Linked DNA regions of Homo sapiens: region 2 is linked to region 1. A link is an interaction called in ENCODE POLR2A ChIA-PET data of the cell type or tissue named here. Cell type or tissue: PC-9. All regions are shown on one strand. Links, peaks and the distances in the headings refer to the core of each region. The heading gives the core; the rest is flanking DNA.

Region 1 (7,985 bases), core at 2,501-6,500:
GAAGCCCCTCTCACTGAAGAAGGATGGGTCAGGGTTAGACCTGAACTGGCACTCTGCCCACAGACTGCCACAGCCTGTGTGTTGGGCTGTGGGACAAGTCTTGGGACCAAGCCATTCAGCCTCCCGGGCTCCAGCAGGGGAAAAACACAGCCTGGAGCTATAGAAATGGGTGCTGCCCTTACCCTGCCCAGGGAGCTTAGCATGTCAGGCAGTTGCGAGTTCCAATGCTGGTTGCTGCCCCTCCCCAAGGAGCTCAAACGGCTTAGACAGTGGGCCACTGCAACCCAGTGCTGGTCGCCCCTCCCCCAGGGAGTTCAGTAGGCTTAAGCAGATTCCAGCTAAGAGGCTGTAAGAATCTGTGTGTCCCAGTGGCATGGGTTTGCTAGTGGGATCTTCTGATCCGTGGGTTGCAAAGTTGAGTGGAAAAAGCACACTCTCCCTGGCTGGGTAGCGTGCTCATTCACTGCCTCCCTTGGCTGGGGGGAAGGGGGGGTCCCCTTCCCTGTGCAGCTCTTGAGTGGGCTGCTGTACCGCACTGCTCTTCCTTTTCTCCATGGGTCACGCCAGCCTTCTAGTCAATTTTGATGAGAGAACCTAGATCCTTGGTGGCCGGCGAAGGATTCACATACTTATTATGTTTTTTTTCGATGGGAGCCTCCAAACGCCACTGCTTCTAGTTGGCCATCTTGGCCCCCAGAGTCACTGCTCTTAGCTGCTGTACTAGTCGGCCTCATTAGAGCATAAGCTTTTTGAGGGCAGGGGTGTTTGTTTTGTTCATGGCTATTTCACCAGTATCTAGAGTAGTGCCTGGCATGTAGTAAGCAATAAACATTTGTTAAATGAATGAATGCATATCAATAATATGTGAGAAAAAAATTAAATGGAGTTGTTTTGAGTTTTATTTATTTTTATTATGCTTTAAGTTCTAGGGTACATGTGCCTAACGTGCAGGTTTGTTACATATGTATACATGTGCCATGTTGGTTTGCTGTACCCATTAACTTGTCATTTACATTAGGTATTTCTCCTAATGCTATCCCTTCCCCATCCCCCCACCCAACGACAGGCCCCAGTGTGTGATGTTCCCTGCTCTGTGTCCAAGTGTTCTCATTGTTCAGTTCCCACCTATGAGTGAGAACGTGTGGTGTTTGGTTTTCTGTTTTGAGTTTTAACCATGCCCTCTCTTTTTCTTCTAGAGACCTAGTTATTGCTCTAGTCCTGTGCTGTTCAATAGCCACATATCAAGTACTTAGTAGCTACATGTGGCTAATAGCTACTATATTGGACAGCACAGATATACTAGAATATTTCCATCATTATAGAAAGTTCAGCTGGACAGTATGTCTTTTTTTTTTTTGAGGGGGGGTATGGAGTCACTCTCTGTCGCCAGGCTGGAGTGCAGTGGTGCAACCTCCGCCTCCCAGGTTCAAGTGATTCTCCTGCCTCAGCCTCCCAAGTAGCTGAGACTACAGGCGCGCGCCACCACACCTGGCTAATTTTTGTATTTTTAGTAGAGACGGGGTTTCACCATGTTGGCCAGGATGGTCTGGATCTCCTGACCTCGTGATCTGCCTGTCTGGGCCTCCCAAAGTGCTGGGATTACAGGTATGAGCCACCGTGCCTGGCCGACAGTAGTTCCTCCTGGTACGCAGGCCAGAGGCCAAAACAGAGTGAGGCCTGAGGCAAGAGCAAGTGGTGAGAATGAAAGATAAAAAGGGATGGGATCACGCAGGGCTTTCGATGCAGAAATCAAATTTGGACTTTATTTTGAAGCGAGTGTTTTCTGAATTCGGCCATTTTTCAAAAATACGTGGGGAATTTGTGTAAAATTCTGATTCCCAGGTGTCCTGATTTAGTAGTTTTGGTGTTAGACCTAAAACTGTGTGTGTGTGTGCGTGTGTGTGCGTGTGTGTGTGTGTGTGTGTGTGTGTGTGTGTGATAAGAACATACAGGGCTGGGTGCAGTGGCTCACGCCTGTAATCCCAGCACTTTGGGAGGCCGAGGTGGGTGGATCACGAGGTCAGGAGATCAAGACCATCCTGGCTAACACGGTGAAACCCCGTCTCTACTAAAAATACAAAAAATTAGCCGGGCATGGTGGTGGGCGCCTGTAGTCCCAGCTACTCGGGAGGCTGAGGCAGGAGAATGGCGTGAACGCGGGAGGCGGAGCTTGCAGCAAGCCGAGATCGCGCCACTGCACTCCAGCCTGGGCGACAGAGTGAGACTCCGTCTCAAAAAACCAACCAACCAACCAAACAAACAAACAAAAAATAACATAAAATTTACCATCTTAACTATTTTTAAGTATACACTACAGTAGTGTTAACTATATGCACTTCATTGTGTGATAGATCTCTAGAACTTTTTCATCTTGCAAAACTGAAACTAAAGGTTGGTGCAAAGGTAATTGTAGTTTTCGCCATTGAAAGTATGGTCAAAGCCGCAATTACTTTTGCACCAACCTAATATATCCGTTGAACAACAACTTCCCTTTTCACCTTCCACCTTGGTAACCACCATTTTACTTTCTGTTTCTAAGAGTTTAACTTCTTTGGATACGTCATATAAGTGGAATCATGCAGTATTTGTCGTTTTGTGAGTAGCTTACTTTACTTAGCATAACGTCCTCAAGATTCATGCATATTGTAGTATACAGCAGGATTTTCTTTTTTAAGAGTGAGTAATATTCCATCATGCGTGTGTGGGTGCAGGTTGTGTGTATGCGGGTTGTGTGTATGCATGTGTGTATACAACATTTTCTTTATCCATTCATTCATCAGTGGACATTTAGGTTGCTTCCACTCTTTGGCTGTTGTCCATAGTATTGCAATGAACATGGGTGTGCAAATATCTCTTTGAGATCCTGTTTTAAATTCTTTTGAATGTATATGCAGAAGTGAAATTGCTGGATCATATGGTTATTATATTTTTAATTTTTTGAGGAACCTCTGTATTGTTTTCCATAGTGGCTACACCATTTTATATTACCACCAAATTTTAAATAAGGGTTCCAATTTCTCTACATCCTCATCAACATTTGCTATTTTCTGTTTTTTTGATAATAGTCATCTTAATGGGTGTGAGGTGGTATCTTGGTGTAGTTTTAAGTTGTGTTTCTCTGATAACTGATGATGTTGAACATACCTTCATACGCTTGTTGGTCATTTGTATATCTTTGGAGAAATGCCTGTTCAAGTTCTTTATCCATTTTTAAATTGTATTAGTTGTAAAACTCTATGTCTTAAATAGTACCCCTATCCATCTGATTCGCTCCCATGCCTGGAGATGTCACTCAAGGAGGCTGGAAGAGCACCCCAGTGATTTCAATGGAGATTGGTGGTGAGTGGGCCAGCAGTGGTGATGGAGTGGTGATGGAGATTGAGGAGGCTTGGTTGCTCAAACTGCATTGTTCTTGATTGGGTTATTCTTGACATCACACACTCTTCAGTTTGATTTTATTTATTTATTTATTTATTTAATTTTGAGACGGAGTCTCGCTCTGTCGCCCAGGCTGGAGTGCAGTGGCACGATCTCGGCTCACTGCAAGCTCTGCCTCCTGGGTTCACGCCATTCTCCTGCCTCAGCCTCCCGAGTAGCTGGGACTACAGGTGCCTGCCACCATGCCTGGCTAATTTTTTGTATTTTCAGCAGAGACGGGATCAGTTTGATTTTTTTTTTTTTTTTACGTCTATACCATTAAGCCTCAAATTAGACAGGCAATTCCCTGGGGAGTCTTTACTGAGTCCTGAAATTACCCTCTCTTCCATTTTCTGAGCCTTTAGCTTCTTTTTTTTCTTCTTTTTTTTTTGAGACAGTCTCACTCCATCACCCAGGCTGGAGTTCATTGGCATGATCTTGGCTCACTGCTGCAGCCTCTGCCTCCTGGGTTCAAGTGATTCTCATGCCTCAGCCTCCCAAGTAGTAGCTGGGATTACAGGCATGGGCCCCCACACCTGGCTAATTTTTGTATTTTTAGTAGAGATGGGGTTTCGCCATGTTGGCCAGGCTGGTCTTGAACTCCTGACTTCAAGTAATCCGCCCTCCTCGGCCTCCCAAAGTGCTGGATTACAGGCATGACCTAACTTCTTCTAAAAGTGTACTTCCTTTTCCATCAAGAGTGCTTTCCTGGCGTTGGTGCTGCTAGGAATCTACCTCTTCATTGTGCCCATCCTCCATTTTTTCCCCAATTTTTCTACGTCTTCATCACAATAAAACTCTTCCTGGCTCTTTGCCCAAGGCTGCAGCCTAAAATGTTCTGGGGCCTCTGCATCAAACAAGGGTGGTTCTGCCAGGTTTTTCTGAGCCCTTCTGTCCTGAGACAAAGGACTTGGCCTGGTATTCAGAGTGTCAACCGCTTGGAATGTAACAGTTCCTGATTCAGAGCCTTAGACCTCCCACTGCAATGGCTCAGTGTCTTTGAACTAACCAATAAGCACAGGAGATCTCTTGTCCTTTGAGTAGAAGAGCAGCCTCACTGCCACTCTTTTGGCTGGGACTCTAGGGGCCTGAGGTCCTGTTCTGGATTTGTGACCTGCTCTGTGACTTTGAGTGAGTCACTTAGTCTTTGTTTTCCCAGTTGCAAAATGAAGGGCTTAAATTAAATGATCTTTGAGGTCCTACCAAGCTCTAACACTCTTTGGTTCAATTCTGTTAATCATACATGTACATGTATATGTACATACTGTACATAATGTACATGTCCATACTGTACATAATGTACATGTCTTGGTGTTCTTGGCTCTTTATTAGCCAGTGGGGCACTCCATAGGTTAATAAAATAGACTCTGCTTTCAGAGCTCATAGTCCAGGAGGGAAGCAGTTGCATAAACAACTAAATCTTCTAACATGAAGTGTTTCTAGAATGGCACTGTCACCATGTATTTTTGGGATAGAGGATAGTGATTAGTTTTAGTTGGAAGGGTCTGTGAAGCTTCATGTAGGAGACAGCGTTTGAGTCTTTGGTCTTGTCTTCACCTCTGTTCTGTTGTTCTTTCCTCTCTCCATCTCCGTGTGAATTCCCAAACCTGGTCTTTTTTTAAACTCTGGGACAGTTTTCAGGATAAGTTATGTTCCTCCTTAAATAAAAATAAAACAAGGCTGCGCATGGTGGCTCATGCCTGTAATCCCAGTACTTTGGGAGGCAGAAGCAGGTGGATTGCTTGAGCCCAGGAGTTTGAGACCGCCTGGGCAACATGGTGAAACCCTGTCTCTACAAAACAAATACAAAAATTAGCCTAGCATGGTGGCACACGTCGGTAGACCCAGCTACTTAGGAGGCTGAGGCCTTGGGAGGATCACTTGAGCCCAGGAGGCAGAGGTTGCGGTGAGCTGAGATTGCACCACTGCTGTCCAGCTTGGGTGAGAGAGTGAGACCCAGTCTCAAAAACACAAAACAAAACAACCTTTAAAAAGACCCTAAAAACTAAAGATACATACACAGACACAGTGAGCCTTTCCTCCTTTCTCTGAACCCCTGCAATAACTGTATACGTATGGTCTACGGGCTACCTGTAAAGTTCGTTTAGCACTTGTTATCTTGCCTTTCTTTTATTATTTGGAACTATGAGTTCAAGCTACTTCTCTCATTTTGTCTGCCACCAGGACTTTTTTTTTCACTTTGTGATTTTTTTTTTCCTACTTTCATTTTAGGTTTGAGGGTACATGTTCAGGTTTGTTACATGGATACATTGCATGTTGCTGAAGTTTGGTGTATGAATGATCCTGTCACCCAGGTAGTGAGCGTAGTACCCAATAGGTAGTTTTTCAGTCCATCCTTCTCCACACTCTTGGTAGAGCCCAAGGTCTGTTGTTGCCATCTTTTTGTCCATGCTTACCCAATGTTTAGTTCCTGCTTATAAGTGAGAACATGTGGTATTTGATTTTCTGTTTCTGCATTCATTTGCAAGAATGAATAGAGGATAATGGCCTCCACCTGCATCCATGTTGGTGCAAAGGACAGGATTTTGTTCCTTTTTATGGCTGCATTGTGTTCCATTGCCACCAGGATTTTGAACTCTGAGTATTTGAGTCACATTTTTGCTATTAGACTATCTGCTTCTAAGGGCAAACCGTATCTTATTCTCTTATCATCTGTGCCACCTCTAAGTGATTTACATAATGAATAATCCAGAGCAGAGTATCATTAAATATGGTTTATTTTATTTTATTTTATTGAGACAGGTTTTGCTCTGTCACCAGGCTGGAGTGCAGAGGTGCGATCTCGGCTTACCGCAGCCTTGACCTCCAGGCTTAAGCAATCCTCCTGCCTCAGCCCCCCGTGTAGCTGGGACTACAGGTGCACGCCACCGTGCCCGGCTAATTTTTTTGAAATTTTTTTTGTAGAGATGGGGTTTCACCATGCTGGTCTTGAACTCCTGGATTCAAGGGATCCACTGCCTCAGCCTCCCAAAGTGCTGAGATTATAGGCATAAACCACCATGCCAGGCTGAGTTTGTTTATTTTAAACCAAGTCTTTTGCTCTGATATGAATGTCATATTTGCTTATTTTTTCAGGATGTGCTGGTTATGTTGTTAAGTGATTAATTTATAATGTGTGGCATTCTTTTTTGTCTATCTTGATCTTTCGTTCTTGCCTCAGCCATCTTCTTGGCTCTAAGAAATACGGTGAACCTTATGACATGATGGGAGGAACATTGGGCTTGGCGTGTGAGGAGTCAGGGTAAAGTCTGGGCAAGTTGCTTCTCTCCTTTTAGGCTTTTCTCATTTGTAAAGTAGATGCTAATACCAGCCCTGACTCTCCATGGAGACTATGGAAATCATAAAGCTATCTTTTTATTTCTTTGGTTTTTAGCATTTTAAATTTAACTAACATTCACAAAGTACCTTTGATATAATTAGCCCTGTGCTGGAGGAATGGAAAGAAGAATCATACTTGGCCTTTGTATTCCAAGGACTTTACACACCTTATTGGTCAGGCAGTTATGAACACAAAGAAACAAGGGAGTGAACAAAGGAGGTAGATGGGGAAAAGAATTGGGGATTATGAATGTTGGACTTGCAAGCTTATGTGGTTCAGTTTGGAGATCTGGCTTGCTTTGTGAAGATTCTTTCTATGACATCTTAGACTATAGCTGGGTTAACAGGTCTGCATCCCACGTATGAGATGAGAGTCAGTGTTCTACTAGAGATTATCGTTTTTATACAACAACAGTGTGGTGCAGGAGAAAGAATAGGGAACTTGAGTTCAAGTCCCCGGTCTGTTACTTAGAAACTATGCATCCTCCTTGAATATGTTACATAATACTGTTGAAAACTCAGTTTTGTCTTGAGTAAAAACAGAATAAATACCTCAATAATTATTCAGTTCAATTTAACAAACATTTATGGGAGTCTTCTCTGTGCTAGCTGGATTCTGAAGTTTCAGAAGTGAAAGGAGAGTCTTCTAGGAACTCTCAGTCCAGAGAGAAGAATTATGCCTTGTAAGAGCGTCTTTTGGTTGTTAGTATTATGCAGACATGCAGGCTTCCACCATGGATGACCAAACATTAAGTCTCCTTCCCGCTGGAGTGGTATTACCATAAGTAACTTCCCATCATGTCTCCTTTCTGTTTGTGGTCTTCCCCTCTCCATGGGCTCTTTTCTCATCTCCCATCAGCTCCTAACCTGCCTCTCTGGCCAGCTGTCTGGGGAGTATGTGTATATATGTGTGTTTTGTCAACAGCTGGTCCTGGAAGGCTCAGGATTATTATGAGGAATAAATATAATAATTTCAGTGAGGCCAACTGAAATTAGTATTTGTCAGTAGGCACTGACTAATGGGAGCTTTCATTATGTATAATCTGTGTATCATCTGAGTCATAGAACAGGGGCACCTCTCAAATTATTCCCTCAAAAGTGTGGAGAAGAGTGATCAATATTCTGGATGCTGTTCTAGCACTGGGGATGCAACAGTAGACTAAACAGATTAAAATCTGAATCACCATGGAGCTTACATTTTGGGTGAAGGGGGGAGAAGACATACAACA
Region 2 (7,985 bases), core at 2,671-6,670, 300 kb after region 1:
GTCAGCTCAGACTCTGAGCTCCTTTTTGTATCATTGTTGGTAAACCAGTTCTCCCATAGCCTGTGTTTGGGCAATCTTTTGAAGAAATCACACGCAAGCCTTGATATATTTCCCATTTTAAATATTTGCGTTGATTTTTAGCACCCTTCCTGACTTTTTGTCATGGGTGAACCTGATACATGTGCGCCGTGTCTTTATCCAACCTGTTGATGAAATAATTACCTCAACCTGGCCCAAGACAGAAACTCCCTTCTCACAGGCCCTGGCCCATAACCAGAGCCATAAGTTTGATCAGCTTCCTAAAAGCCTGTGAGGAAATACCACCTTCTTTAAAAATCCAATCATGCATTAATATTCACCCAAAATAATTGAAATCAGATACCTATACATGAATTGTTCATAGTAGCACTATTCACAATAGCCAAAAGGTAGAAATAACCTAAATGTCCATCAACAGATAAATGGATAAACAATGTGGCATTCATACAATGAAATATTACTCAACCGTAAGAGCAGTAAAGTTCTGATACTGCTACAAAATGGACAAACCTCAAAAAAATATTGTGCTGAGTGAAAGAAGCCAGATACAAAAGTCACATATTATATGATTCCATCTATGTGAAATATTCAGAATAAATAAATCCATAGAGGCAAAAAGCAGATTGGCGGTCGCCAGGGGCTGAGGGGTAGGGGAAACAGAGTGACTGCTTAAGCAGGTTTTCTTTTGGGGTGATGAAAATGTTTTAGATGGGCATAGTGGCTCACAGCTGTAATCCCAGCACTTTGTGAGGCTGAGGCTGGCAGATTGCTTGAGCCCAGGAGTTCAAGACCAGCCTGGGCAACGTGGTGAAAAATAATACAAAAAAATACAAAAACTAGCTGGGCATGGTGGCACATGCCTGTAGTCCCAGCTAGTCAGGAGGCTGAGGTGGGAGGATCACCTGAACCTGGGAGGTGGAGGTTGCAGTGAGCTGAGACCACACCACTGCACTCCAGCTTGGGTAACAGAGACAGACCCTGTCTCAGAAAAAAAAAAAAAAAAAAAAAAATATATATATATATATATATGAACTAGATAGAGGTGGTGGTTGCACAATACTGTGAATGTACTAAATGCCACTGAGACATACACTTTAAAATGGTTAATTGTATATTATGTGAATTTCACCTCAATAAAAAATGATTTGCAAAAGAAAATAAATTCAGTTATACATTCAACCGACAACCTTGTGCTGGGTATTGAGAACATGGAAATGAATCAGACCTGGTTCCTGCCAGTGCTGGTAGAGCCCATAGCCTTAGATGCTGAGATGGGGCAGTTGAACCCAGAACTTGAACATTGCCCTCTGAAATTTACCTATCGGGTGGGTTCTCTCATGGGTTCCCACCATACAGACTGCCAGGGGGTACTGCCCCTTCCATCTCAGTGATTGGAATGCATCCTTTGAGTAACTTCGCCATGGAGAAGTCTGACAATCACTCCCTCTGTCATGTGATCAAGCCTGTTATCAATGGTGATGAGTCATGCTGATGGAATGTTCCCTTGATATAATGCAATGAGAGTGGCACTTCACCTCTGTGACCTTCCTCGCAAGAACTCAACCAAGTCTAATCATGAGAAAACCAACAGCAAAGCCCAAATTAACAGTCTGCACAATACCTGATGATGAATACTCAAAACTCTCAAGATCATCAAAAACCAGGAGAGTCTGAGCAACTCTCTCAGACCAGGAAGAAAGGATGGAGGCATGATGTTTAAGTGTAACGTGGCACCTTGGATGGAATCCTGGGACAGAAAAAGGACATTAGGTAAAAACGAAGGAAATGTAAATAAAGTATGGATTTTAGTTAATAATAATTTACTAATACTGGTTCATTTGCCGTGGCCAATATAAGACGTTAGCAGTAGAGGAAAGTGGGTGAGGATATACGAGAATCCTCTGTACCATCTTTGCAACTTTTCTGTGCATCAAAAACTATTCTTTTAAGAAGTTTGTCTACTTGTTCTAAAATTTTATTTTAAATTATTATCCTTAAAAATTGCTTCCTTAAAATGGCTGTAACAGGCTGTTCAGATAGAGGTGACAATGGGGACATGAATGGGGTGGAGTGTGACCTACTAAACAGTTTGTTGTGTAAGGTATCATTTGTTCTCCAGGTGCTAACTGACTCCAGAGTGAAACATAGGGCCTTGCCTGATCTCCACCCTCCCCTTCTAGTTCCTGACCTGCCTCTTTTTGATAGGCCCCTGACTTGGGGACATCCTTATAGACACCAATATCTTCAATATCTTCAAAAGTGCAGACTATGAGAGTCAGGGTCTGGCCGGGCACGGTGGCTCGTGCCTGTAATCCCAGCACTTTGGGAGGCCGAGATAGTGGATCACCTGAATTCAGGAGTTCGACACCAGCCTGGCCAACATGATGAAACCGCATCTCTACTAAAAATACAAAAATTAGCCGCATGTGGTGGTGTGTGCCTATAATCCCAGCTACCCAGGAGGCTGAGGCAGGAGAATCACTGGAACTTGGGAGGCAGAGGTTGCATTGAGCCAAGAATTGCCACTGCACTCCAGCCTGGGTGACAGAGTGAGACTCTGTCTCAAAAAAAAAAAAAGAGTCCGGGTCTCTCTTCTGTAGCCATAAGATCCTACAGCAGTTCTGCTTCCCAGGCCCTGGATCACACATCTTCCCCAGGGCACTTACACCAGGAAGAACTTTAGATGAGCCATTTCACTGCCTTCCCACAGGGGTGCGGCCTCATGGCCCCATGGTTATGTTCTAAGTCAACAGTAGAATGACATCTTAATCCAGCATAATATCCACTGATGCTCCCGCCCACTAGCCAGGGGCCATTTCCTCCTCTGCTGAGTAGAGAAGGTTGGTACATAAGGGCATCACAGACACCATCAATTTGCTCAGAAGGGCATCACCATGGCTTCGACTGGCAGGATAGTGGTTAAGAGGAATGATTTGGAATAGACAACCCTACATTCAAATCCTGATTCTATCACTTATTCGTTTATTTAAACCCTATGACCCTCAGTTTCCACAACTGTAAAATACAGGTAATAAGGTTCTGGACTATTGAAGGTATTGGTAATCCGGAATGTCACTGGCAGAGGGTCTAAAAGTCTCTCCTCTGTGGTTTCCATCGTTTACCTTTTGAAAGTTGAATCTCCAGGCCAGTGCAGTGTCTCACGCCTGCAATCCCAACACTTTGGGAGGCCGAGGTAGGCAGATCACTTGAGATCAGGAGTTCGAGACCAGCCTGGCCAACATCGTGAAACCCTGTCTCTACTAAAAATACAAAAATTAGCTGGGCGTGGTGGTGCACACCTGTAATCCCAGCTACTTGGGAGGCTGAGGCAGGAGAATTGCTTGAACCCGGGAGGTGGAGGTTGCAGTGAGCCGAGATTGTGCCACTGCATTGCAGCCTGGGCAACAGAGTGAGACTCTGCCTCAAAAAAAAAAAAAAAAGAAAGAAAGTTGAATTTCCAGTCTCCTGGTGTTTGTGTTCTCTCTGAGTCCTCGAAACTCTCCGACAGTGGTTCTGTGAGCACAGTAGTGGGCTCCGCTGTGGCTAGGGGTGCAATTCAGCTCAAAACTCCTCTGGAGCAGCTGGGGGAAGGCCAGGAGGGTCTGATACTTGCCCATCCTGACATTTTCACCCCTAACCCTCTGTCAGTGACATTCCCTGTCATGTCATTTACCTGAAGGTTTGTGAACCTCTGGCAAGTTGCGGGGAGAAAGTAAGCAGGAGAAAGAAGCAGGGGTTCACTGGCTCACCAGCCTCCCTTCTGTTCTAACAGTGACCAACAGTGGAAAGAGGACGAAGGCTGTCAATGCCATTTTGGGGAATCATATTTGAATGATTACCTTGTGCTAGGAACCTTGAGCCTCCCTTTCCCGAGCCCTTGGCTCCCAGGTCAAGTGGGAGAACTCTTATAATTCTTTTGTGTCTCTGAATCTTGTCTCCATAATCAAACTAGAAATTACCCATAGGACATATTTCCTTCTCTTCTTGACTCTCTTTATCAAATGTGACCTACAAACCTACTGTAAATATCCCCAGAGAGATATATCATTCCCTGGGTAAGGAAAACTATCGTTGCCATTGTCAGTGGTGAGACTCCATAATCACTATCAAGAATCACTACCTTTACCACATCATCAACCATCATAGCAAATTCTGCTCTCCTCAAAGTGCCTTTAATGATAGTTGTAATTTATTGAACACCTAGTATGTGTCAGATACTGAAACAAGGGCTTTCCATGTATAATCTCAATAGAATTATCTAAAGTCCGTGTTCTTAATAAACAACGCTGTTCCAGCCCTGGTCCAGGAGTGTAAAACCCTCCTACCTTTTGCTGGGAGCGTTTGCATGTGCTGTTGTTGCTGTGTTTTTGCCACTGTGAACACTGCACATGGACAGGCCCTAGAAGACCATCCCAGGGTGTGTGGGAGCCCCTGGGGTAGGGGGACAGACCTGGGAACCTGAGCTGGGCACCAAGCATGCCAAAGGTCTCAGCTCTGCCCATGAACTAAGGGCTGGCAATGACCTTGGAACCAGAAGCTGGCATAACCAGAAAATCAGTGAAACTCCACTAGAAGACAGGGACTTTAAACAGGGCTTCAGGCTCCTGTCAAAACTCTTGGATGGAGCTGATAAGAAGTCCACAGCCTGCAGGGAAATGGCACCTGCTCCCAAAGCCACAAGTCCATTAGTGATACAGAAGCCAGCAAAGAAAGAGAGAACTGGCTGGATCTTGAAGCCAGCAGGGGGAGAGGAAAGGATGACAATGGATTTGCCTATGGCCAGACTTGACTCAGACAGTTACTGGTGAGGAGACTGTCACAGAGGAGCACTCAAGGTCTTGTGCATGCCTGTACCCAGCACTCCTTTATATTTTACAGGGCTGTCATCAGGTGACTCATCACTGAAACCGCCCCATGTCTATCCCAGTGCAAACCTGCCCGGAATCAGGCACATACCTACAGAGGCCAGGGAGGTCCAGGAGGTCTAAGACATGAGCCAATGTGACATGAGCTCCTGGAGCCCTCCAGTGTGCCAAACATTAGCCCTTTCATTGAAGGACTGTGAGGAGGCCCAGGCAGTACACCAAGGGGCAGCCAGGGTGCTGGAGCACTTGGAGGTCTCAGGGCTGCTACAGCTGTGCCATTGTGTACTGACTGCACATCAGCTCCAATTATACCCTGGCATCCAGCACTGTGCCTGGCACATAGTAGGTGCTTATTGGGCACACAAATGAGAGGGTGAAAGGTCCCTGCCCTAGAGGCATTCACAGTCTAGCAGGGGAGACATGGCACACTGCAAACCCGTGAAGAATCTTCCCCAGTGGTAGCCTTGGATTTTGGCCATTGGATACCTTGAGGTAGCGAAGTATGTCCAGGACCAGGTGGAGGGTGGTGCGTGGGGGGTGGTGTGAGCGCAGGCTGCAGGGGAATGCTGCGTGCATGCATGCACAGGGCTCAGCTGTCCCAGGAGTGCTAGGGAACTGCATGACTCAGGACAGGGCGGCAGGCTGAAGGAAGGGTGGGACGACCCAGGATAGTGCCAGTGAACCCATGGGGAACCAGTCTCAAACCTGCCTTCCTGCTTCCCTTCCTCCGTCCACAGTTTACTGCTCCGGGCAAAGTCTGCTGCAGTTCACAGAGAAGCAACAGCTTTGATGGCATCTGCAACCTAAGTCATAAAGATCAAAGTGGGATAAAGCTGGAGTGAGTTTCTGAGTTCCAAAAATAAGTAACATCTCAGAGGTTACTTTAAAAAATAGAGGCAGCTCAGTGCAACAGAAGGAGCTTGAGCCTCAGCATTAGACAAATCTGAGTTAAAATCCTGGCTTAGCCACTGTAGCACCTACACTTCCCAAGCCTCAGTTTCTTCTTTAATCTGGGCACTGGAGATGGTGTCTGTAGGGGGGCCTGGCTCATTTAGCCAGGGCTTAGTGAAGGGTAGGTAGGCATGGCCCTGTCACAGTCATTGCGGGGTCCCCGACCACAGCTGTGAAGGGGTCTGGACAAGCAGATGCTAAACGCCACTGGGACCTGCATACAGGGAGAAAGTCACTCATCTCTTCTAATACTGGAAAGAGATTGTGACTACCTACTAAAATTGCCCCAAGCAACATTCTATGCAGAGGAGAAAGAACAATGTGGTGTGACTAGTCCTTCCAGCCTCAGTGGGACAGCCACACAGTATTTCCCATCTATCAGCTCTCTATCAATTCATCTCCTGTGTCAGGTTATTGGCCAGGGCAAGAGGGAATGAGAGGAGAGGAAGATCCAGTCCCTGACCCCTGGAAATGCAGACTCTTGCAGGGCCAGATTCTCATGAGCAATGGCATGCCATGATGCCAAGCCTCACCAGGTCCAGGCCACGGCCGGAGGTGCCGAGTTCAGGCTGTTTGCATGGTGACCTCTCAGACTTAGTCAGCGTCCCCACCATCCCCAGCTTTAGTTGCATCATTGCACTCTCACTTATGCCACTAATATTCACTGAAGCCTGCTCTGTGGTAGGGCCCGAGTACAACAGAACGTGTCCTCTGCCTGCATAAAGCCTCAGTGACATGGACCAGTTGGTCCCAGTGAAAGGGCGATTCATTCTCTCCTGTTTTGTGATTGTGTGTCTGCCTCCCCACCAGACCGTGTGCTCCATGGAGCAGGGGCTGTGCCTGTCCCGATCACTGTCGGCTCCACTGTCCTAATCACTGCCCAGAGTCTGCTCCAAAGCCTCCTCCAGAGAGGGTGCTCCATTGATTGAACAGCTCCATGAGGAGGAGGGTGACTGACAGCACTCTGGGAACCCAGAGGAGGAAGTCACAACGCTAAAGGATAGCCAAGAAAGGGCTCCTGGCAGAGGCTGTGGGTAAAGTTTGCATAGGATGGAAAGAGGCAGGGCTGGAACAAGCAAGGGTATGGCAGTAGGAATGAGGTTGAGCTTTGCAGGAGTTCTGGGGAAGAGAGGTGGCGAGGTTAGCTGAGTGCAGGCCAGGAAGAGTTCCGGTGCTGCCTCTTGGGGTCTTGGGGTCTCTCTGCCTCTCTACATAGCTCTTAGTTTCCCCTAACCCCAGGGTTCTCACTCCCTCATCCCCCTACCTTCCAACAAATCAAGAAGTTCATGGATAAGGGACCCTGAGGGCAGCAAGGGAGGTGGTGAGAGCTCCAGTTGTCTGAGTCTAAGACCTTCCTCTGATGAAGTCCCAGCTCCAATTACCTTTCCCACCTAGCATGGCCGGAGAAAGTACAAGACGCCCAGTCAAATTTGAATTTCTGATAAACAGTGAAAAATTCTTTAACATAACGGATATTTGGGACATGTGCTTATACTAAAAAGTTATTCATTGCTAATCTGAAATTCAAATTTAACAACATATCCTGTATTGACATTTGCTAAACCTTGCAAACCCTCCCTTGACCCCCGCTTTTCAGCATCTGTCATTCACCCCTGCCCTGAGCCCCCAGGAACCATCAGAGGTTGTGGGCCTCCTGCAACATACTCAACGAAACAGAAATTCAGAGCTGCTAGGAACACTGAAGCTTATCTAGCCCCATTGCTCCCCACTATAAGTGGACTAGGAGGCCGAGGCCCAGAGGAAGCAGGCACTGGCAGGTCCTTGGGCACCTCTCAACAACTTGACTGGAACTTGGGCCTTCATGACAGCAGGAGGACCCTTGGCTGGGGGCTTCTTAGGAAAGGCCAGGGCCCTCCTATTCATCATTCTGGGGCAAGGCAAGGCAGGGAGTCTCCAGGTTTCTGCCCTGACCCTGGGCTGTGGTTTCCTGGATCTTGACACCCCCAAGTGAGTCACCTCCACCTCCCAGGCTACATCTGACTCAGTGCCAAGGCCCTGGGGCTCCTCAGCTCTTACCTGGCTCCCAGGTTGGAGGAGCCAAGTGGGCAGGTTGGGGTGGCTCTTGGGCAGGACTTTGTGGGAGGGACTAGACCTTGTGAGAGGCTCATT

What was found. ChIA-PET counts read pairs that join two places held together with the same protein. Peaks named below come from ENCODE experiments on the same cell type or tissue, not always from the same donor. Only the 100,000 strongest peaks of a DNase experiment are listed, where the experiment ranks them.
Region 2: POLR2A ChIA-PET joins it to region 1 with 7 read pairs; 1 of 35 experiments calls an interaction of 5 or more read pairs at or near these places.

The regions. Positions count from the first base shown.
Region 1 is chr11:73,490,827-73,498,811 of GRCh38, reverse strand. All of the region lies in intron 1 of FAM168A (family with sequence similarity 168 member A), which reads left to right. Among named protein-coding and RNA genes, the nearest start is that of FAM168A, 100 kb to the left of the region's middle. RefSeq lists enhancers at 3,466-3,983, 3,984-4,502. In PC-9, for the core only: no CTCF peak of the experiment used is centred there; a DNase peak (open chromatin) is centred at 4,411; H3K27ac peaks cover 908 bases.
Region 2 is chr11:73,192,359-73,200,343 of GRCh38, reverse strand. No RefSeq gene overlaps it. Among named protein-coding and RNA genes, the nearest start is that of IUR1, 13 kb to the right of the region's middle. RefSeq lists an enhancer at 1,386-1,680. In PC-9, for the core only: no CTCF peak of the experiment used is centred there; DNase peaks (open chromatin) are centred at 2,763, 4,893, 5,593 and 6,313; H3K4me3 peaks cover 1,092 bases; H3K27ac peaks cover 4,000 bases.